Linked DNA regions of Homo sapiens: all the other regions are linked to region 3. A link is a loop called in an ENCODE intact Hi-C map of the cell type or tissue named here. Cell type or tissue: CD4-positive, alpha-beta T cell. All regions are shown on one strand.

Region 1 (8,000 bases), 1.1 Mb before region 3:
GTTGGTGTCTGTGGTGGATTTGACAGTGGGGCTTGAAAGTACAGGTCAGGAAGCCAGGTAGTTCGCTCCACATATTTTCCTGAGAACGCATCTTGGCTTGCTTTAGGTACTTTTCAGTCCCCTGATCATCTGGGCAGAAGAGGAGTCTGAAGGCTCGAGTTCCTGCGCCAGCCTCATCCTTGGGCTGTGCGACCTCAGGAAGCCCTTTCTGCATGCTGGGCAGCCTTCGTTTTCCCATCTGTGCACCTGGGGGAGATGGCTCTGTGCTAAGGTGACTTATTGGTGGAAGGAGCAAGGGCAGGCTGGCTGGACCTGCCTTGTTGCCTGGATGGCCTTGGGTAGACGCGCTTTGTTCCTGAGCCTTGGCTTCTGCACTTGGGAGCTGAGGTAAGATGGGATCGTGGTAAGGACTGACCAAGGTCCTACTGGTCGGGTGCCCGTGGTTCAGGCCTGTCTGCATCCTCGGGGGTTGCTATTATCGAAGGCCGTCTGCTCCACGGTTGAGACTGCTTTTGAGCCAAGTCATCCAAGCCTGGGTCCCAGCTCCTTCACTTCCTGTAGGACCAGCCACGCAACCTGGTTGAATCTCACCTTTCTCCCCTGAGTGACAGGGAAAATATTAGCTTCCTCTGGGGGCCATTTTGCAGACAAGGCCTTTCACACCGAAGGACAGATTCAGAGAAGTTAAGCACCTTCCCCAGGGTTGCCCAGCTAATAACTGCCGAGTCATAGCTGGTTGGGAATAGAACCCCATAGTGTTCAGTCCTTTGTTCAAGGTGCATGGGCAACACTGGATGGGGTTCTGGGTGCCCCACAGGGCAGAAGCCGAGAAGGACAGAGCTCTGGCCATGCCTACAGGCATCTTCCTGGCCCTGCCACCCCCTAGGGATGTTGTCCAGGAGCACTGGCTCCTTGGCGGGCCCATCTTACCAGAACTGGGTGTGTTCTGTAAGCCAGTGCAGTCCGGGGAAGGCCTTGGCGGTTTGCTGACTGTGACTTCTGCTGCTGGGGGACAGTCCGGGGCCAGCAGCACTTGCTCTGTGCTGGGGCTGTGAGGAGGGAGGACAGGTGTCCAGGTGGTCGCCCTGTCACCTGCCCTGAGCTTCCTGATATTTCGTCTTCTCCATCATGTTTGGGAGAATTCATGTGTGGGGTCATGCACGTTTCTCACGACATTCCCATTCCTTGCAAAATCACTGAATTTGCCATTTGCTTTGGGCCCATATTGTCTGGCAGAAACCATTGAAACCCCCAGTACCCCCATTCATATTGACAAGCATTGGGGCCAATAAAATGGCCGGATCTCATTGGCTGGAGCACTGCTTTGGGATGGCTGCAGAGAAGGGGGAGAAATAAAATCCTTCAGATTGGTCAGCCTGCTTTTCAAACAGGAGTCTACAAACGCATTTTAGATTTGGGGTTTTAAAAAGACAGATCCCTTCTGAAATTTGGCCAGAAATGATTTGAAACAAAATGATCACAGACTTGATGAAAAAGAGGTGCTATCAAACCCTCTTCATGGTCTGGACCAGAACTTCTGTTGGCAGTGGGGTTCGTTAGTGTGTGTGTTTGGCTGTTGGTTTCTCTATTTAGTTGCATGTATTCTTATTATCTTAGATTTGGCTTTAATCATTTATTTCATTTTTTTAGAAGGGAAACTTTTTTTTCTTTCTCCAGAAAAAAGAGGTAAGAGGATTGGGAGGAGGGTCTCTCCTCTGCAGCCGGAATCCGAGTTCTCCGGCATGTTGTACCAAGTTGATGGCTATTATTCCCCCAGAAAATAATGTCCCCTTTTTTTTTTAAACTTCCTTTTAACATTCTGCCCTTGGCATCTGTTCTAGGCATTGTGGACGAACGTAGACTGTGTTCTGACAATGGGTTAAAGCAAGCACTTATTGAAAAGCATTCTCTACTTAATTACATTTCCTTCTTCTGGAAGCTATTTTAATTTTTTTTATAATCACATGTTAATTGTGTATTAGCGGGGCCTTTCTGATTAGTTGAAAACATAATGAAACCTTTGTAAACAACATAGGGAGAAAGAAAGAGGAGTGTGCGAACAGACAGTGGTGATGAGCCAGTTGTAAGAGGCCGAAATCACTACGTTTCTTGATGCCAGGGAGGGGCTGAAATTGTACCTGGAAGGCCCCTTTTGAATGACGACTACTTGGTGGCAGTGGCTGACCACGGTGGCTGATCAGTGACAGAGAGGGGTTTGGGGATTTGTTCATGAGCGGTCCCATCTCATCTTAGCCCCTCTTAGCCCCATCCTGCTGTCTTGCACTCACTTATTCACTCATTCATTCATTCACTTATTCACTTATTCACTAATTTACTCATTCATTCATTCACTCTTTTATCCATTCATTCACTCATTCATTCATTCATTCATTCATTCACTCATTTACATTTTGATCATTAAATAGCATTCTCTATTGAGCACTGACCAGAGGCAGGACTCTTCCATGCACGCTCTGGAATCTTTCCACATCCTCAATACAGGTGTCACTCGCATTTATGGATAAGGAACTTGGAGCTCAGAGTTGAGCTCACTCATTCATGTTCAGCCAAGGCTAGGAAGCAGGAGAATCAGATCTTTCTGGCCCACAGCCCCAGCCCCAGTGTGGTTCCCAAGTTGCCATGTCCCTTCCCATCCAAACTTCAGCCGGTCTGGTACACCTGGTACCTGGCAGGACAGCAGGAGGGTAGAGGAGGCAGCGGGGCTGGGCCTGGGTGTGTGTGGCGAGGACGAGGTGAAAGGTAGCGCGCTGTGGTCTCCAGAACGTGCCGGCATTGTTTTATTTTCTGCCTTCTAACGAGAGCCACGTTTCTTGATTGAAAGCACCAGCCCCAGTTTACAGTCCCTATTGTGGCGAGCGGGGCCCCGAAAGCCCTGCTCTGTTCCCCATTTAAAGGGCTGGGCTTACAGGGGTTTTGCAGTTCCCAGGCTGTTATTAGGGAAGCGTGGCTGGGGCGCTTAAAATGAAAGTGCTACTGTATGCGAGAGCCAGGTTCACCGTGTGCGCTCCAAGGAAACGCTGCCAAGACAGTATTATGAACAGCCGCCAAGCAAAACACACGCATTCCGTCCAGTGGAGCCAGCACTGCTGCAAATAGAGGAAAAATTGACTTTCTGATTTGGAGTGTTTCTACAACTAAGAAGAATCACTCCAGTGATTGTTCTAAAAATATTCCGGAGCTAGCACGTTCTTGAAGGCCTCGGGATTCTGAGCGTCCCTTAATTGTACTTTTTATGTAATCTCTCTGGATCGTGTTTTTTAAAAAAATCACTTAAGCTTGCGTGGTCATCCTCCTCCCCCCGTCACCCCACATAAGTGTTGATGCTGCGTGAAAGAGTGGCATACGCAGCAGAAATTGTATTTTTATCTCTTTGACTTCAGGAAGTATATATTTGTTTTTCATCTCCTGCAGCCGCTGTTGCAGGGCTCACAGCTGAGCCACCAAATCTAGGGCAGCCCCTGACATCCCTGCCTTAGTGGCCAAGCCCAGCTCTGGAGGGAAGTCACTCGGAGCATTTTTTTTTTTTTGGTGGAGGGCTGCGGGCAGGGGGGTGCTGACAAATGCAGTCCCCCTGCCCCCTCTGCCATTTCAGGCTGCCTTCCCCCTTCACGAGGCTCGGAGCTCCCTAGGAGCCCCAGATTCTCAGCTCCAGGCAACTCTGGAATTCAAATGATTTCTACAATGATGAAATTGACTGGGATTCCACAGTTTCTTTATTGCCAGAGAAGTAGATGGTGTGGGCCCCTCCTCTTCTCTCTGTCTTTTCAATTCTCTCCACCTCTTTCTCCCTTTCCCACTCTCTTCCTGACTCCCCACTTTCTCTTTCAGTCTATTTTTTTTTTTTTAGATTTAGGTGCGGTCCCCACAAGGAAGCCAGTGTTTAAGTTGACGGGTGTGGCCCAGGGCTGCCCACTTTTGGGACAGTTGCTATGTGGACTGGCTCATCCTTTGTTGGGGAGATGTCCTGTGCATCGTAGATGTGCAGTGGCATCCCTGGCCTCTCCCCACTAGATGCCAGTAGCACCCCAAAGCCCAAGCCCCTTCAGTCTTGACAATCACAAATATCTCCAAATATTGCCGCAGGTTTCCTGGAGGGGCAAAACAACCCTCAGTTGAGAACCACTGTCCTAGGCTGTTTTTTTCTAACTGACAACAACCTGGAAAAGGCCTGGGGGAATATTAGTATCTATTTTGAGGTTCAAGAATAACCAATAATAAAAGAGTGGAATCAAAGGCCTTCCTTGAAAATTGGGACTGAATTCCCATTGTTAGATTTTACCCCCAAAGCATATTTTAAAAAGAAGTAACAGGATGACCCTAATTTGAGGGTGACCCCCCCCGTGTGGCCGAAGCGGGCGGTGGGAGTGGAGGTGGTGAGCTGTCTGTCACAGTCGCACCTGTAGGAGTTGGAATGGCCAGGTAGGTCAGACATCTGTACCTTCAAACAGTCGAGCAGTTTTTCTCTGAAATATTTGCCATGCCGAGCTTTAGAACAATTCTTCTTTCTAGAATTAGCTTACTGATAGCCTTATTGGTGAATGGATGCTTTTGAGAAATTTGCCAGTGGTTTTGGCAGTGTGTGTTGGAACTTTCTCAGTTTTACTGCCCTTCCTCCCTCCTTTCCTTCCTTCCTCTTCCCTCCTTCCCTTAGAGATTTTTTTCCCCATTGTTAGGAATGGGACTTCACTAAAAAAACAAAACAAAACAAAGGCACAGACAAGTGCCTTTTTAAAAAAATTAGTATTTATTTATTTCTATTTGAGACGAAGTCTCGCTCTGTCGCCCAGGCTGGAGTGCAATGGTGCCATCTCGGCTCACTGCAACCTCCACTTCCCGGGTTCAAGCGATTCTCCTGCCTCAACCCCCAGGTAGCTGGGACTACAGGCGCATGCCACCACGCCTGGCTAGTTTTTTTGTATTTTTAGTAGAGACGGGGTTTCACTGTATTAGCCAAGATGGTCTTGATCTCCTGACCTCGTGATCTGCCCGCTTTGGCCTCCCAAAGTGCTGGGATTACAGGCGTGAGCCACCGCGCCTGGCCCAAGTGCCTTGTTTTAAAGACATATGCTGTAACTGTTTCTGTGAATCATGTTATGTGGCTTTAAGTGTTGGCTCATTATTGGGACACCCAGTAGGGTCGGGTGCCAGGTGTCATTGCATCCATCAGCAAAACCTGTCTTTGGGAAATCTAGAATTGGATTGTCAGCAGGTGCTGTGCTGGGCTTCTTGGAGTGCCTTGAGAGTGATTTCCTGGGCTCGGCCCACACCCCTGCTTCTGCGGGCCAGCCCAGCCAGCCTTGAGGTGCTCCTGCCACTTGGAATTCACAGAACTCCACCTCCCCTGGGCCTGGACCTCTAGGCTTCAATTCCCTAGTGCCCATAGTCCCCGATAAGGGTCATCTTGGGGGCCTTCTTGCTCCAGGTGCTCCCACACAGTGTGGGCAGCAGTTTCCCAGCCCTTCTCATCCCCCGCTCTACCTCGTGCACTCCCCTCTGGCTTTGTCATCAGCCTGGCCTCCTTCTGCCCCTTGGTGTGGATGATGCCTTTATCCTGCCCTCATGGGGTGGGGGGCAGTCCTGGGAGAACCAATGGGCACAGCTGCTGGGGCCGCAGGCTGGAGCCAGCGTTGTGATTGGATCCAGCTGCTGACCCAGTAGCCGCCATGCTGGGGTGTTGGTGTCTGGAGAGGGCCGTGTTAGGAGCGTGGGTGTAACTCCTTGTCGACATTAGTTTCTCTCCTGCACACTGTGTGTGTGGGTGTGCGTGTGTGCCCACGTGGACACACATCCCCCTGCATTTTATTGTGAACTTGCATGTGTGTGTGCATGTAGTGTGCGTGCAGCTTTTCTCTTCCATAACCGCCCATGGTGGCGTTCGGTGCATCTTAGAGTCCTCTGATGTTCTAGCGGCACCAGGCAGCTCGGCTGTGCATCCGGGCACCCGGAAACTTCGGTGGTGTCAGGCTGTGCCTGGCGAGATGACCACGTCCCGGCAGCCAGCAGCGGCTGGAGGAAGCTTGGCACGGTGGCAGAGGCAAAGCGCCGCAGAAGTGCCGCAGGTTTTTCATATGGAAATGTGAAATAATGGGGTGATTAAATAGAGCTGTATATTAAAGTACATCTGACATTAGAATTACCATAATGTGCTGTAGCCTTAGGCTGAGTACTTTATTTGCCATCTGCGTCGGCCCAAAATCCCCCGGGGAAGCGCTAAAATATTCTGAATAAACTCAGCTCGAGTTCTTATTGAGAGTAAAATACCATTTGTGGCACGTCGTATTGATTCGTCTTAATTGTGGTGCAGAAAAGAACATTCACTGGCTGATGACTTTTGTGCTCGGTGACAAGCTGGCTGGAGTTACTCTAGCACTGCAGTTGGTTAACCTGGGCCGACAGCAGACTCGGCCAGGCGGGCACCTGGGCTCCAGCCGCGGGAGCCGCAGCGCCACCCCCCGCCCCAAGCCGGTGGTACAGCTGGGGCTCCCCACCAGCCCCTGGCCCTCCTCCCGGGAGAGGGTTGGGGAGAAGGGAGCCCACTGTGGGGGGCAGAGGAAATTCACACCCTGCCCCTCAGACCTCTCCCTATGGCCAGCCTTGTCCTTCCCCAGAAAGACGAACTGACCTGCTGGGGACAGAGGCCACGGTTTCAGCCTCAGCCCTAGCCCCAGCCCCAGCCCCAGCCCCAGCCCCAGCCCCAGCCCCAGCCCCAGGCCAGCCATTGGTTGGAGAGATGTATTCTGCATATCGAAGGAAACAAAACTAACAAAAGAAAGGAAAAGAAAAAAGAAGGAAAAGAGCCTATCCACCCGGGCAAACCCAAGCTTGGTTAGTTACTGGTTAGTGGTTGTGGGACTGGGTAATGGTCTCTGAACCCCACTGGGGGGAAATTACTTGCAAAATGCATTAAAGATAAAAGAAAACACTTGGTGATCCAAACAGTGTTCCCCCCATTCATAAGGTCCAGTTTTTTACCCTATAATTGCCTATCATTATACACAATTTAAATATTCAAACATTCTCCACAAACCCTGGGCTAGCATGTTTTTATTACAAATTCAGAACAAGGGAATAACCTTTAACTTCAGAGACAAATGAGACAAATTTACAAGTGCATATCTGCTGTTTTCTTGTGCTTTATCAATCCCCGCAGACCGGAACACTTTTGCTCTAACGCCACTCAGAACAATATACATATATTACTACTTGTTTGTAGTGTGTCAGTAATGAGTCCCCTCTGCATTAGCTAACCTATATAACTCGGTATCGAGGCTCTCCATAACGTCAATTATCTCCTTGGAGCTAAACGTACACTCCATTAAAATGAGATTTACTGCTCTGCCATACTTCTTGGGGTGGAATGTCGAGATTTTTTGTGGATTTAAAGAAAGGAAAGATGGAGGCTTGCCTGGTGAAGGAAGTCTTGAATTATGGAGAGGGGAGACTTCCTGTCTCCAGGAGGAGGAGGAGGAAGGCCTGCATGGGGTGCTTCTGGGGAGACTGAGATCCCACGTGTGAGTGAGAAACAGCTACACACTGATCCCCGCTCACACACCTGCAGCCGACTCCTGGCCTTTTTTTTTTTTTTGCCTGTTTATCTCCTAACTCCCTCTTTATTTGTCCATTAAATGATAAGGATGGTTTGCTCTGTGCTTCTCTTTCACATTCTCTGCAAAATTCCTGTCCCCAGAGTTCTAGAATCCTTTCAGAAAACTCTCATGTTGGGCGGCGTGGGGGAACGTCACCATCAAAGTGAGCTCAGCTATCGGCCCACCAAAACCCACTGGAACAGCGTAGGCCCTTTTCAGGGAAGTTCACAGAAAGCAGATTTCAAGGGACTCTGACAACGCATTCTTTATTATTTCCAGTGGATTTCTGTGCCTTATCCGAAGGCGGGACCTCTAAAGACAACCTCTAGGAATGTGCTGTAGCTTTTCACAAATGCTGCAGATGACTTGCCACATGGAAAATTGCTCTGTGCG
Region 2 (8,000 bases), 1.0 Mb before region 3:
TTTCCCCCGACCTGCCTCATTCTATAGCAAACAGAGCTGCTTTCTGCGTCGCGTGGCCCAGCGCCCTGCACCTTGAGTGTGCTCACACAGCTCCCTACCTTGCGGACCTTTCCCTCCTTGGCCTGGGCACCTCCGGTTCTCTGTGTCTGGCTTGAACATTACTGGTCATATAGTTTTTTTTTTTTTTTTCTTTTTTTTTAAGGCAGAGTCTCACTTTGTCACCCAGGCTGGAGTGCAGTGGTGTGATCTCAGCTCACCGCAACCTCCGCCTCCTGGGTTCAAGCAATTCTCCTGCCTCAGCCTCCTGAGTAGCTGGGATTATAGGTGCGTGCCACCATGCCCAGCTAATTTTTGTATTTTTAGTAGAGATGGGGTTTCACCATGTTGGCCAGGCTGGTCTCCAACTCCTGACCTCAGGTGATCCGCCCACCTTGGCCTACTAAAGTGCTGGGATTCCAGGCGTGAGCCACCGCGCCCGTCCTCATCATGTAGTTTTGCTGCCTGCCTCCTCCCCAGGTACTCAAAAGTCACTTGAGGTTTCTGCTTTGTCTGACAATTCTCTGTGTCTACAGTTTAACCCACTCCCACTCCCTGACCCCCACCTATGACCCTGAGGGAGGAAACCAAGACTCACTGGCGTTTTTGTGAAAATCTGGCTGTCAAGGGGAATGCTGGGGCTCTTTGTTTGAGGGGTGTAGGCCCAGCTTCCTAAGGTTTTTCTCAAAGCCTGAATTAAGTCCAGGCAGATGAAGCCGCACAGCTCACCTCTGCTGCAGGGGTCCCATGAGGGTAAGTGGACGGTCACCCAACACTATGGGGTGAGCGAGGTTTTCTCGCTGTGTGCAGCCTCTTTCTTCTGGGCCATTTCCTGCCCTCGAAGGCCTTCAGCTTGGCCTCCCGGGCTGGCTTGCTGGCAATCCCAGGTGCAGGCGGAATGATTAGACAGGGCTGGCTCAGGCTCCTTCCCAGGGATGGTCACCACAGGGTCTGCCATCCCTGTGTGAGGGGCAGCCAGTTGTGAGTCTGGACCCCAGCACACGCTCTGGGGTCAGACGGACCCGGGTGTGCATCTTGACTCTGCCACTTACCAGCCCTGTGACCTGGGGCCCCTCACTCAGCTGTGATGAGACTTAGTTTCTTTTCTCTAGAGAACCTGGGTTAAAACCCACTTTCCAAAGTGGCTGTGAGCATCCACCTGACAGCAAAAGGCCAACATTGGCACGTGCAGGCTGTAGCCATGCTGAACACACCAAGGTCAAAGACAAAAGATGACAGTTCAGTATGGTGATCAGTATGAAGCAGATCTAAATACAATGCTGTGGAATGCTGAGGGGATTAGACTTGGGCTGGATCTGAAAAGATATTTTATGGGGAGAGAATAAACGGCAGGTATTCCAAGAAGCAGGAATGGCACCAGCAAGGGCATGGAGGTGTGAAAATGCGCTGCCCAAAGGGAGGCACCGAGAGGGCGAGTGGGCAGCTCATGGGTGTGTGCAAAAGGCAGGCAGCAAGTGGGACCGGATCCCAAAGGCTGGGGTGCCTGATACATCGTCCTGGGTATCAGGGAGGCCCCACCAGCTCTGTGATTTGGGAAGATCTGTCCCTGGTTCTGGGGTGGGTGGTAGCAGAGGTGGTGGCATACTGTCTTGGTTCTGTGTGTAGTCCCCTGGGATTCTGGCATGCTTTGGTGGTTGGGATGCAGCCGGCTTCGGGGTGGGGGCAGTGCTGGGTGTGTTCTCTGCTGAGGAAGAGAGGCCTTTTGTTGAGAGTGCTGAGTGGAGCCCTGCTCTCTGGAGGGGGCCCGGTGTGGAGGGCGGCATGTGGACTGTGGAGTTGCGGTGTCCTCCCAGGTCTAGTCCTTGTCTTGGTGGGACTTCAGGAACGCTGACCATGAGAAAACGCAGAGAAAGTCCCAAGTTCCAGTCTCTGTCACCTCCCGTGTACCCAGTGCCTACTGTATGTGGGTCCCTATTTGGGGTATTTTACCACGACGAGCCCTCATCCTACAGCGAACGACCCAGGAAGGCAGGTATTGTTTTCCCTGTGTGGATGAGGACCCTGAAGCCCTGTGGTGTCCAGCAACTTGGCCGAAGTGTCTGGGCTTTGAAGTGGGTCTGGAAGGAACATGGCTCGTGCTGGCAGGAGGCTGAGAAGACTCCTGGTCTGTCGGATGTCTCGGCCGCTGGCAGTCCTGAAGTGCAACTTTGCGTGAGTCACCATGTTGCAGGCTGGTGTCCAAGCAGTCCACAAGACCAGCGCAGTCCCTGTCCTCAAGGAGCTTGGAGTCTGGAAGATGAATTTTAAATAAATAAGCTAAGGTCACTAATTTCTTCTTGAGCAACTTATCCAAGTTCTCTGGGCTTCCCTTATTTCTTCGGTCAATGGTCACTGCGTGTAGAGTTAGGTGGGGTCTAAACGAGGTGATGTGGGTGGGTCTGGCATCATGTGGGTTCTGAACCCCCAAGGTGAGTCAAACCCTTGAATTCTTCTCTCTCCCAGCACCCTGAACTCCTCCTAGCGTCACTCATAATTTGCATTAAATAATGGAGTGGTTACTGGGGGTTCCCTGTCTCCCCCCTGGAGTGTGAGCTGCACCCTTAGCTACCAGCATAGTACCTAGCAGATGAAGGGGGCCCAGATCCTGTTTGTTCAGTGAATTAATGAAAGTCAGATGTAGACAAAGTTCTCAGCAGAACACACAGTGCTACCACGCTCATTCAGCCCAATCTATTTTGATCCCACATTTACTGGATTTACATCTACTGAGATCCAGGAATGGCAAAGAGGTGCAGGCATGCTTTATTTGGCAATGACTGCCTGGAGCCTGGGGTTAAAGAGGAGTCCAAGGCCTGGAGGGAGAGTGCGGGGATGAACTGGCAATGTCTACCGCAGGCCTTGGTGTGGGGGCAGTGGCTTTCTTAGCCAGAGGCTGGCTCAGCACATTACCACCAGAGGAGACCATGTCTTATTGGTCATAGTACCACTGCTATTACCATCAGCACTTACACCCCTCAGTGGGCCACTTGCTTTGAAAGGTTTTTCTCTTCTAAATGGCATCTATTATTTTTGCCATGAGATAATCAGCATGATTTCATGGAGTTACTGCAATTCTAGCCAAAAGCAACACATCTTGACATTTTTGTTAGTACGTGGGCTGAAATGAAAGGTAAAATACTGAGGCCCAGGTAGCTAGCCCCATCCCTGCCCGGAGTGTGTCTGCTGCTCTTCTGACCCAGCGTTTATCAGAACAGCATAACAAGAGCACAGGCTTTACCGTGGGCAGCTGTGCAGCCCCAGGCGGATCCCCTATCTCTTCCCGTCCTCAGTTTCTTCATCTGTAAAATGGTCATCATGACGGTGGGTACTGCAGGGGTTGTTGGAGCAGCATGTGAGGTCCTTGGTGTGCTTAGCTCATGCCTGGCAGGTGGTAAGGATTTCATAAAGCTTTCTTGTTACCACTGTGAGTGTTATTTCCCCAGTTCCGCCTTTGTCTTGGAGAGAGCTGAGGTTTCACGGAATACATTTGGAACAGGCAGGGATGGTTATCAATTCTGCAGATGGCTGTGCCCAGAATGATATAGACACGAAACTTAAATAGATCCCTGCGGTGCCCAATGGACATCTCCTTTCTGACGTCATGAAAGAGGATAGTTTTTAAATGAATAAGGAATCTACACATCTGAGGGATAACACTGATAATTACGATCATTTTGGAACTGTGGAGACGGCATCTTTAGCAGACGGATTCTGGAGGCGGACTGAGTGGTTGGCCGGTGAAACCAGCCATCTCCTTGGGTACTGGGTACCCTGAAGTCCAGAGTGGGGAAGGGAGCTGCCACAGGGGGCCCTGGGATCTGGTTTCCCATCCCTGGATTTGGCCACTTCGGTGTCTACCTCACGAGGTCCCCAGTGACGTGTCATACCCCGCAGGCTCGCTTGCTCGCTCTGTGAAACGTCTCCCCTTCTCCTCTCCAGGGTCAAGGCCTGTGGTGGACCTGACCGGGTTCCAACCAAACATCATCAGTGCCTTCCACTGGGAGGACACTCACAGTGTGGTGGGAGAACCTCCTTCGTGGCCATTTGCATTGTGAAACAGGCCCTGACGATAAATGCCTCAGGTGGTGCTGTGTGCCGAGGCGGGGCTGGAGCCCTGCTCAGGGGTTGGGAAGCCTGAGGAGGAGCGTGGCCTGCCCCTTTCTGGCCGTGCCGCTTTGCTTCTCTGAGCGTCAGTTTGCTCACGTGCCAGCTGGGATGCAGTTTTCCCCTGGCCCCCCTTGAGGCCACAGTGAGCAAAGATGGTGTGAGTGAATGCATGGGAAATGCCACGCCTAGTGTAAAATGTTTTGCAACCTGTAGAGGGGCCTGTAAAGCCAGAATCCAGTTCTTACTTTAGCCCCCCAACCTCAGGATATCACCCCGGGCCCTGCTTGAGTCGAGAGGGTGTCTCCTTGCTGCTCCTTCTCGAACAGCAGTGGGCCACTAAATCTCACCCAGGCAGGAATGCCCTTCCCTTTGGTATCACTTGGCCTTAGGAGGACCCCTATCAATTATGGCCTTTTCATTGGATAATAATTTCAATTAAAGGTGTGTTTTTTATTGAACATCTCTGATACCTTTATTGGTATTATTAGAGTAGCCAGCTTAATAAGGAGGAACAATTATTTAAATGCTCATAAAAAAGCCTAATGGCAGAGGGAGAGTCACATTTCATTGCAGGAGTCCAGCTGCACGTCGGTTCCCAAGCATCATAATAAAAAACGATGTTTCCTCAATGTTTGCAAGTTTCTGCTTCCCTAGAACCTCTAATGCATGAGGCAGGCTGCATTAAATGTCCTCCAGGGTTTCATTATTGCTGGAGTTATACTGAAAGTCATCACTGAAACATCCATGACCAGGTACAAGGATGGATAATAAAAAAACAAAACGTGCAAACCCCATCGTAACGCCTGCATAGCCATGTGCGATTTATAGGCTGTGCCCACATACAGGAGCTCATTTGGTCTCCCCAGGCCTCTCTGGAGCCAGGTATATTATTCCCATTCTACTGATGAGGAAGTCAAGCCTCAGAGAGGTTAAATGAATTGACTGAATTCCTCCTTCTGGGAACACCAAGGCAGAGGGGTATGGACGCACTGCTGTTGTCCAGGGTTCTCATGACCCAGGGTATTGCATTTGAGAAAGATGTCCTGGGGCTCTGTCTAGAGCCAGTGGAGCAAAGAAGATCCAGTGTGGGTTTCTGTCAGTGGATACAAAAAATGTCTGAGAAAGGAAGAAGGATGGAAAGAAGCAAGGGAAGACGAGGCCCTGGGTCTGAGTTGCCAAGCGTGACTTAGTGAGCAAAGTGTAGCTGACGTTTCTAGGTCTGTAGGCCAGGTTTGATGTTGCTGGGTAAATCGCTTCTAAATAGTCTAGGCCTTGACCTATCAGTGGGAATCTCAGCAGCCTGTCTGGGCCGCTAGCATAAAGTTGTCACCCCTCTCCACAGTGCAGCCTCCAGCTCACCTGTGGGCAGGTGGCCCTCAGTTCCTGGAGGGGGGTGACAGCCAGGAAACATCTGGTCCCGGGAAGGGGAGTGGGCCAGCCCCCAGTCAGAAGCAGCCTGCTCACCAGGGGTCTTTTGCTGCACTTAAAAATGAGCCGTCTGAGACTGCGTGCCATGTGTTTAAAATATTTAGCGAGTTTTCAAATAGAAAAATGTTCTGAGTGGCTCTTCAAAGACTTTCTGACATTGTTCCATTTCTGAAAGTGAGCAAGCCTCATGCTCAGGGCTACTTCCGGGCAAGAGATAACCATGGAGTGATAATAAGGAAATGAATGTTTTATTAAAAAAAGAAGGGAGTGGGGACTGGAAAGAAAGTTGTCTAGGGCGGGCCTCTGAGGGCTGGGTGATTTTTAGGATATCGGAAGGCTTCAGATCCTGCACTGGAGGCCATCGCCTGAAGTGAAATCTTGCCATTGTGCAGAGGGAAGTATTGGAACCAAAGCGGTTCCCGGACACGGGTCCAGTAAGAGCTTTCCAGGCAGGACGGGTGGCCCTGAAATCCAGCCTGATGAATAAACATCGCTCTTCTCACCTGATGGTGAATTATGGACAGGTAATGCCCTCCCTATGTTGCTCCAAGTTAGTTTTAGAAGCTTTTTTTTTTTTTTTTTTTTTTTTTTAAGATGGATTCTCATTCTGTCGCCCAGGCTGGAGTGCAGTGGTTCGATCTCAGCTCACTGCCACTTCCGTCTCCCGGGTTCAAGCGATTCTCCTGCCTCAGCCTCCTGAGTAGCTGGGATTATAGGCATATGCCACCACACCCGGCTAATTTTTGTATTTTTAGCAGAGATGGGGTTTCATCATGTTGGCCAGGCTGGTCTTGAACTCCTGACCTCAAGTGATCCGCCCGCTTCGGCCTCCCAAAGTGCTGGGATTACAGGCGTGAGCCACCGTGCCCAGCCAGAAGCATTTAAAACAAACAAACAAGAAGTGGAAACACTTGAGCTCTTTAGCACTTGTAGCTACCTGACTTCCAGTAACTGCCCTTTTGAGTTGAAAAACCTGTGACTTGGCCATTTCAGCTGTAGAGCCGCCTTCACTGCTGGCCTGCGTAAGCGCTCTGCATTTTCCTCTGATAGCCATGTTCTTTCCTCACCAGCCACAGAACTTTCTAGAAAATCTGTGGCCACCCAGATCAAGAAACAGGAAGTGCTTTGGAGCACTTCCCAGGGAAACAGAGATGATGAAAAAGAGATTGGGGGAAGGGAGGTGGCCTGACTTGAAAACATGAGAAACTAAAGCGACGGAAAGCTGTGAATTGATTAATTAGAGTGGCTGAAGGGTGGTGCAGGGTACAGGAACGATCTTTAATTTGAAGATCTATAACCCTGCAGGAAGGGGCACTTCATTTGTGTTATTAGCTCCTGTGTCAGAAAAGGATGTTTATCTAGCTTCTTTTTTTATTACTTATTTATTCTGCCTTGTTCCCAAAAAGGGTGTGAGGAGTCGTCTAAATATGGCTTCTGGCCAGCTCTCCTATGAGGCTGTCTGAGCTAAGGCGTGCTGTTCCCCAAGTACAATCACTAATAAGTGTAGGACAGAACCAGGGAAGCTGGGCACTTCCTCTGTTCGCTGAGAGTGCACAGAGCAGGAGGGCTGTGGTGTTGGGGTGGCCTTACAGGGAGAATCGCGGCCACCCAGGGCCTTGGGAAGGCGTCCCTGCCCTATCTTAGGTGGGGAGGTTTCCCCTCAGGGGCTCTTTCATGGGAGAACTGAGTTACCTGGATGACTAAGAGAGGGAAATGACCCAGACACCCTGGAGAAAGAAGATAGCCTCAGAGGTGCTCCTTGAGCTGTTTTTAAGAGGGATGAGGCCGAACTTCAGAATTCCTTTTTCATTTCTGTCCTCCCTACCACCGTCTTCTCATCACCAAACACACAGAATAGGAGAGGAGAGGGAAAGAATCCCTATGTAATGCCAAACTTGTAACAGCCTGGCTCGGTTTCTAGTGTTGGTGTCCTGGGCCAACTGGTTCTGAGGTCGCGGGGGGAGTCTCCACCCTGCCCCTCGGACAGCACGAAGCCTTCTGTGACGCTGCAGGCATGCGATGTCTTGGGGAGGTCCCGGCCCCTCAGAAACTGGCAAGTCCAGTTTCAGGCAGAGGCACAGGCCACACTCAAGACCTTGGATGGAATTCAGGGTATTTGGTCCCCGAGTCACTTGATTTTTAAAAGATGGTTTCCAAATGAAAGTTTATGTGCCTATAAACACTGCTAAGAGTGCAGCCTTCCAGAAACATAATTAGTGGGTGGAAAACAAAAATGCTGTCTGCCTAGGATTTCAGAAGGCCTGTAATCGATTGGTGGAGAGAGTGAGACAGGGGACTGTTTTCTCCACTTCCCATGGCAACTTACCGATATTGGGAAGGGTCATTCATTTGCACGTTTGACTTCACCAGAGCTTGTGGCCCCTGTACTTTAGCATCTGTGTTAAAATCTTCCAGGTAGATGAAAGTTT
Region 3 (8,000 bases):
ACTCTATATTTGACTCATTGCAAATATATTTCAGTCTTGTCCAAATTCTCTGTAATATATTTGAAATTGGCAATTTTGCAAGCAAATCTGCAAATAGCCTTTGGCCATTAAAATCTTGCTCTGCCCTTACCGTGGTGGATTCCACAAAAAAACACCCCAAATTAAAATTTAAGCTATAAGATACGTGGAGTCTACAGACATTGACATATAATTTATAAAGCTGATAATGCTGGATTGAATGCCTTTATACTCAATTTCCTATTACTTTCCTCTTTCTCCCTGTATTTTTTTCTCTCTCTCTTTTTTGAATTGCCTTTAATACTATGATCATGCCAGCTTAGTGGCCTAGATGAACTTATAAGACAGAATAACTAGATCGGTGACATGCCACCAGTAGGAAAACTGGAGTGAGTTGAGATTCATTTATTCAAAAAAATATTTTTTGAGCACCTGTAACATGGTAGGTTAGGGGATGGGGCAGTGAGCAAAGACACTGTATTGAAAAGAGGGAGAAAGTAATGGTATATAGCAAAACAAACAAGCAAACAAAACCCCAAATGAAATAGATGATATATCAGGTGGGAATAAGTCCTATAAAGCACAGAGCAGGGTAAAAGGATAAGGAGTGATGCGGGGAGCGGGAGGAGCCTGCTTGGGAGGTAAAAGTGAAAGAGATAATTCCTCCCTTGCATGGATGAATATTTTTGTGCTGTGCACTCTTTGGCACTTGTATTTCTGTTTCATTTTTAATTTTTAAATACAATTTCAGCTTTGTAAGAGCTGAGGTGATGAATGAAATACAGGTTTCTGCTGTATTTCATTCTATGGCAGACAATTCTATGGCAAAGGCAGAATGTCAGGTTTTTGTGCAAACAAGAGAGATAGCAGCAGTTCTTACTGACATTGAGCCAGCTAGACTCAGTGATCACTGTCTCCCGTCACCCCTAACCTGGAGGAAATCAGACCCCATCCAATATAGAGAGCATTAATTATGGAGAATATTAAGATCCATCCTTTCTTCATCATCTCAGCTACTTGAATGCATATTTTCACAACCCCATTGGTAAAATGGGCTCTGCCTAAATTACGGCTTAGAGTTATTTTTCTCTCTTGGCAGAGTAACCACTTTACAAATTCTTTTTGTTTTTGCTTTTGTTTTTGAGGCAGGGTCTTGCTCTGTCACCCAGGCTGGAGTGCAGTCGTACTATCAGGGCTCACTGCAGCCTTGGCCTCCTGGGCTTAAGTGATCCTCCCAACTCAACCCCCATGAGTAGCTGGGACTACAGGCATGTGCCACCATGCCTGGCTAATTTTTTGTAGAGATGGGTTTTGCTATGTTTCTCAGGCTGGTCTTGAACTCCTGAGGTCAAGAGATCCTCCCTCTTCCCTCCCAAAGTGCTAGGATTACAGGCATAACTCAGTATGCCTGAGCTTACGAATTTTTTATTCTCCTCTTTTCTCAGCCTTTATAGAGCTTGCTGCTTCTATTCAAATGGCTTTCTCCTGTGTTCATAATTTCAACGAAGTATGATTTGATGTTAGTGCCATGAGGAGGAATAGGAAAAAAAAAAAAAAAAAAAAAACATGGCCCCAATGTTGTGCCAAGACCTGGGCTAGGTGTTTTGCCAACTTTTGTTGTATTAGTTAACCCACATTAACAACCACAGAAGTTAAAGAATACCTCTTTGTTCAATAATATTCCCAAGGTCACAGAGATGATGAACAGAGAGGATTCACTCTAGAGCCCCTAGAGTACGCTTGGCCTTTTAGTCCAGGGCTTCTTAAATAAAGCTGTACATCTGTAATACTTTGGGCTGGTTTGTTAAACAATGCAGATTCTGAGGCTCCAGGTCCAGAAGAATCTGGTAGTCTGAATCCCTAGGTGAGCCTGGGATTCTATAAAGTTAAAAAACCGCATTCCTCCTTAGTGATTCCTAAGATCCATCAAGTTTGGGAAATTTTGGTTCATGAAATATGAAGCCTAGAAGGAAAAGATGCGCAAGACATATCTGGGGCTAGATCTCACATTCCTGATCAGGGTATTTAATATGAAAACTGAAACTGCTCCCCATTTCTGCCTGACCCAGCTTTACTTTTATTTTTTCCATAGCACACTGTCTTCTGACATGTTGTGCTGTGGCTTGCTGTTTAGTCTGACTCCCCAGTTACAACGTAGGTTCCACCGTTGCAAGCATCTTTGCCTTCATGTGTTTCCCTGCTATCCCAAGCACCAAGAACCAGGTCTGGCTCATGGTGGGACCTCAACAAATTATTGTTAAATTAATTAGGATCTTCCTTGACTTTCAGTTTGAGCTATTTCCACGGGGCACAGCTACCACTTCCCTCTTCCGACAAGAGTCCCTTTAGCTCTCCAGAATTAGATTTCAGTGGCTGCATCTCCCTTGTTGTCAGCAGCAGTCTAATGGTTGTGGTAAGCAATCTCCATTTCCTTGCAAAAAAGCAGAAAGTATGGGGCTTAGAGATATTGGTGCATGGGGCGCCTACTCCTCTGTCTCAGCTCCCAAAGCCTTGGTGCTCATGTCTATTACTGGGTGATGATGCCCGTTGTGCTGAGGTCTCTCCCTACTTTGCTAGAATCTGAACACATGGAAATAAAGGGCATTGACGACTATTGGTGAGAGATGCTAACGGAGATGCTGGCAGTAGGCTAAGGCCAAAAGATAGCACTGCTTTATAGTCTCACAGACGTGACTTGAATCACATAGATGTCATATACCACCTGTATGATCCTGAACAAGTCTCTTTACCCCACTAAGCTTCACTTTCCTCTGTTGTCAAAAGAAAATGAGTCTCTACCTCATAGAGCTATTTAAAAGGCTAAAGTAAAATAAGGTCCATAGAACTGGCAAATAAGTCAAAATAATCATTTTTGCATTCTGTGGACCACGAAAAGATAGTGAAATGATGAAAAAAATCATATATCTTTATGTGCATAAATGTATACATAATTTAGAATTTTATATGTGCATATAATTTAAAAGTGAACTCTGATGATTTAATTGAAAAAGGGGAGATAAAATTCAATTGTAGGTGGTCTATGGCTTGAAGCTACATCTCTGGGTCTTAAGGCATTTCCCAACACACAGTAAATATTCAACAAAGGTGTGTTGAATAGTCAGCAAAAGTCCTCATCCTAGGCCCAATACAAGTGAGAGCAGTGGACACAACATAAAGTCAAGAGTGAGCAAATGCAAGAGGTTCAGGATAAGCTGAACCTGTCATATAAGCTAGAGTCCTATGTCCCAATGCAAAGATTAGAAATAGCCTCCCTTGCCCAGATCCAGTATAACCAGTACACGGCAATTAAAAGATAAAACCAGTGTCACCTTGGGTAGCATCAGTATAGACTGCTATCAGGAGGACCTCCAATAGTATTACCAGCTGCAATAAAAAAGCACTTCTTTGAATGCTTTTTCTACCTAATTGTCAAAACCGAATAATATTATCAGCTTTTTTATCCTTTGAGTATTTTTCTAATAAGAAAGCACGGAGATGCATTGCAAATAAAAGCAGAAGATTTGAGGATGCAAAGCAATCATGCAAAATGACTTTCATATCAGTTTGATAAGCAGCTGAAATTTAATAACTACATCTCTCCTATGGTGCTGGATGAAAGTTTAATACTTTCTGCTTTGGCTTCTTTCTTCTGCAAGATGCTTATTCAGAACTGTAGCTTCTCTTTTATAGTCAGGAAAATGAGAGGTGCAGTGGATTAATCAAAGCCTTGAGAGGCTGGGCCCAGCCCCAGCCCAGTCCAAACCACAGTGTCTGAGAATCTAAACCAAGTCAAGCCCAAGGCTGTCCATGACCACTGGGGAAACAGGTAAAGATTTCCAAATATCTCAAAATACAGGTAAGACGTCAGTCACTGTGGAAATCACACACCTATTTAAAGCTATGAAATAAGTTTAACTCTCCAAATTATCGTTATTCTTTCTTTGGTTGAGGGTAAATTGTACAACAACAAAAAGAATAAAGAAAACCATTTGGAATTAAACAAAAATTCCATATTTTAAAAAAGAACAAATCAAACCCAAGAATATGATGACTCTGTTATACACAGGAATGTCTTCTGCAGATCAGGGTGCATCTTGTAAAGAGTGGATGAATGAATTAATTAATACCTGATTGGTTTGCAGTTTATAGCTGGAAGAGTTCTGAGATGGTATCAAGCCCAACCTCCTCATTTTAGAGTTGGGGGAATTGAAATGTAGGAAGAATTTTGATGGTCAGATTCACATGGTAGTAAGTAACTGCATGAGCACAGGTCCGATGGCACTGGACACTTGTCTCAGTAGGCCTGGCGAGACCATCAGGATCCCAAGGGTCTCCCATTCCCCACGTTGTCTACACAACCTAGGCAGGGAATTTGTTCAGTGCTCCCAGCACCCAGCTGACAACAGCCACAGCTTTCAATGAATCACTTTGAAAAGATATAAAACCTAAAAGGAGAGGGAGGAGCATTTGATTAGATGTTATCCAGACAGAATTGGGAGACCAATTCAAAACCAGTGTTCTGTACTAATGGATCTTTCCAACTCTGCGTTCCAACGGGAGCCAAGAGGGGATGGGCCTCCCAGAGCGGGGAAGTCTTGGCCCTGTTAAAGGGCCAGCCGAAATGGGGTTCCGCTGGCTTGCTCTTCTACTGCCCCCTACTGGGGAGATTTTTACCAAGGAACGAAGTGGGCTACTGCTAAGTTGTTTTTCACAGTGGGGGCAACTAAAGTCAACCAGGGATTGTAACTCAGGAGTAGAAGGCAGAGATCATTTTCAAACACATAAGGCAATGTGAAAATGTACATGAGCCTCCTAAAGGTTAAAGATGAATCCTGATAACGACTCACATTACCTCCTAGGCGAATTTGTCTGAAAAAACACCAGCACGTCTTTCTGCTATTTCTGTATGTATGCACGTATGCAGATACGTGCAGAATATTATATATTTTTAAGATAGGTATAAACAGATAGTAACACAATGAAGGAACATCTGAGCTAGTCATCAGCTCTAACTGCAGCCTTTTAAAAGAAAATGTAACTCCAGATGTCGTCTTAAGAAAATGAATCAATTAGGCAAATGAGGAATTTCCTCATAAATCAGAGGATGAGAAGCCAAAGTCCAGTCCTTGCCCAGGGGAGGAAACAGAGATGAGGGCTGCCCGGAGGTTGCCATTTTTCATGGCCAGGTAACCCAGCCGCCTCCTGCTCTCCTGAAGTCGTGTTTACCTTATTGAATGCTGGTTTGATTTGGAAAGAGTGTTCTGAATGTTCCAAACCTTTTACCCTGAAGATAATAATGCCTCAGCCTTCAGGAGTGGGACCCAGTATAAGCTGGTGTCACTATTCATGAAATAATTGAGTTTACACAAAAAGTGATTTCAGTAATAGCTGCCTTTTTATAAGTATGTACATTTTATTTAAAATTACTGACTCAAAAGGCAAGGTAGAAAAAAAAATCACCTCCAACAACTTCCTGTAATTGCGAATTATTGTGAGGGAAACAGAAGGAAAAGATTTCGAAATTATGAGCCATTATGCTCGAGAGAGAGGAGAGAGAGAGAGAGAGAGAGAGAGGGAGAGAGAGGGAGAGAGAGAGAGGCAGTGGGGAAAAAAAAAAGACAGCCTGGCTTCATGAAACACAGCTGACAAGCTCGACTAAATTACCCCCGGACCATTACAAAAATCACTTAATTGCCAAGCATTTTGTTAGGTCAATTGACTCTAATTGAAAAAATAACAAAAAGCTTATTATGCTGCAAATGCGGCCGTGGAAAATGAGTCTTCTGTTAGAAGGAAACAATAATTCTAAATTTCAGCTGCTGCTAACACTACAAAGTTCAGTGTTTCCTTCGGATAGAATCCGCAGTGGAGGAGAAAGTGAATATGCATCAATTGATTTTTTTTCCTTTTAGCGCTTCCCCCCAACACTTCTTGCTCTTCCTGATCTTCTCCTTCCCTGCCTCATCCTACCCCCACCCTCATCCTACCCCCACCCTCATCCCCGCCTTGTCCCCACATGATTAGCAGGGGCCCCCTCCACCCCCTTCCATCAGCAAATATACACCTCACTCCCATCTCCCTCCTTATCTTCCTGCAAGAAAGGGTTGGGAGACAAAGAGGGGGCCAGCAGTGTGGGGCCCTGGGTTAGGAGAGATGTCCAGTATCTGCCCTCCCCAGCCCCAGCAGGATGCTGCAGCCTCGGTAAAATGCCTCCCCCACCATTTTCTTTCCATGAGCTGCTCTTTCTCTCTCCCCTCCTGGCTGTCGCCTTATCTCCTCCTCTCCCCTTTTAAATGCAGATAATAGAATAAGGCAAACAGCTTATGTCCGCAAAATTCCTCTGAAATTGCCCCCTAACATGCATACCCAGAGCTGGCCTTGATTGACATCAAGTGCAGTAATTAAAAACCCTGCCAGCTGACATAGGTGAAGGTTTATTTATAATTACACATTTTTAGGATGGCTCGTCCAGGGTCGGTGCATTTAAAAAGATAAGTCGGCCACAGCTCTGTTACTCCCCCAATTATAGATTTGAATGGTGGGAGTTTATAATGGGGGCGGGGAATTCTGCTTTGCAAAAAAAGGAATTATTTGTTCATAAAACCAGGAGGCCAGGGTACGAAAGTCTGATGGCAGAGCCTTTGTCTAGAAAGCTGTGGGAGAGAGAGTGTGTGTCTGTGTGTGTACCTGTGTATGCCTGTGTGTGCATGGGTGTGTGCACCTGCATGTGTACCTGGGAGTGTGTGTGTCTATCTATGGGTGTGTGTGGGCCTGTATGTGTACATGTGTGGGTCTGTGTGTATGGATGCATGCACCTGTGTGTATACATGTGTGTGCCTGCATGCACATGTGGGTGTATGGAAGGGGAGTCATGCGGTGAAGCAGAAAACACCTCCCTCTCCCTGTGCTTAAACACAGAGCTATACTCACAAATCATTTCCCTGCTTGCTTTATCTAAAATGTTAAAAATCTTGCCCAGCTTCAAATCCAAGACTATCAGATCTGACATTCCTAAGAACCCACTGTGAAAGAGGATTCCTCCGTGGGAGCCCAGGGAGCTGGGACAGGAGCTTCTGGGAGGACTGTGTGGGCATAGAGTTCCTAGGAGGCGGAAGCTGCCTGCACACAGCAGGGTGTTTGACACCCATGGGGCAGTGCCCAAAAGCAGCAGCCAGCAGGTCCCCTCTCCCCAACATCCGCTTCTCATTGTTGCCTTTTTTTAGAGCTTGGTATCACTTACCCAGAGGGGCAGAGCCGGCCATATCAGACTGTGCATCTCACGTGTGTGGTTTCTTGGGCCCCACAGCTGGAGACAATGGCAGGAGCGGCCTTGGAGAGCCCCGATTGTCACCTGGCGTCTTGGCAGGCAGCTGAACCCAGAAGTAAACTGAGCCAGGCAGGGAGCTACAGGTGTTAAAGGTACCAGAAAGCAAGGCTCGAAAATCAGATATGAGAGAAAAGGGGAGCAACAGGAAGCCTTTGTATAGGGGGTGCCACTGCATTTCAGACATGCCTGGCCAGGGGGCACAGGGCACAGGGCTTGTCCAAGAAGACAGGATGCAAAACCCACTGCTGACCAGGGAGCCAAGAGCTGTGAAAGGGTCTAGGTGGGTCACCCAGAACAGTCCCTCTGCCCCAGAACGCTGCACAGAGAGATTGCCTGGAAGGAAGCAGGTCCTTCCGATTAAGTGGCAGAACCCTACTGAGAGAAATAAAAGTGAGGAATGGTGAATTCGGCACCACTTGCCAGACCAATGGGCTTCATCAATTAATCACAGCCAAATAATCACCACCTACATTAAAGAATAATACATGAAAAGGACAGGAGCCTCACTGTAACTTATTCAGAAAGGGCTGCCTCCCTAATCCCTCTGAGTCCTGACATGTTAACAGGGTAGCGACTAATTAGATGTCAAAAATTCATAAGCGCTCTTTAATATTGCATATATCTGCAGCCGACATTTCAATATGAGAGTTGTATA

Evidence for each region. Hi-C counts contacts between places; a loop is a spot of excess contacts. Peaks named below come from ENCODE experiments on the same cell type or tissue, not always from the same donor. Only the 100,000 strongest peaks of a DNase experiment are listed, where the experiment ranks them.
Region 1: a loop joins it to region 3, with 3 times the contacts of the local background. A loop is called at or near these places in 12 of 110 quality-filtered maps.
Region 2: a loop joins it to region 3, with 3 times the contacts of the local background. A loop is called at or near these places in 11 of 110 quality-filtered maps.

Annotation. Positions count from the first base shown.
Region 1 is chr14:99,187,269-99,195,268 of GRCh38, reverse strand. The region is part of intron 3 of BCL11B (BCL11 transcription factor B); the gene reads left to right. Among named protein-coding and RNA genes, the nearest start is that of BCL11B, 81 kb to the left of the region's middle. RefSeq lists an enhancer at 2,778-3,339. In CD4-positive, alpha-beta T cell, CTCF peaks have their summits at 4,019 (motif pointing right), 6,344 and 6,554; DNase peaks (open chromatin) are centred at 2,138, 3,458, 4,038, 6,418 and 3 weaker places; H3K4me3 peaks cover 6,264 bases; H3K27ac peaks cover 7,894 bases.
Region 2 is chr14:99,177,636-99,185,635 of GRCh38, reverse strand. All of the region lies in intron 3 of BCL11B (BCL11 transcription factor B), which reads left to right. Among named protein-coding and RNA genes, the nearest start is that of BCL11B, 91 kb to the left of the region's middle. In CD4-positive, alpha-beta T cell, no CTCF peak of the experiment used is centred here; DNase peaks (open chromatin) are centred at 4,245 and 6,605; H3K4me3 peaks cover 227 bases; H3K27ac peaks cover 7,384 bases.
Region 3 is chr14:98,135,456-98,143,455 of GRCh38, reverse strand. It overlaps LINC02295 (long intergenic non-protein coding RNA 2295), which reads right to left and starts at 7,469. Exons shown (of 3, transcript NR_184268.1): 1 at 7,259-7,469; 2 at 4,146-4,463. All of the region lies in intron 1 of LOC105370655 (a long non-coding RNA gene), which reads left to right. In CD4-positive, alpha-beta T cell, CTCF peaks have their summits at 4,475 and 4,688 (motif pointing left); DNase peaks (open chromatin) are centred at 4,655, 5,595 and 7,245; H3K4me3 peaks cover 4,849 bases; H3K27ac peaks cover 6,279 bases.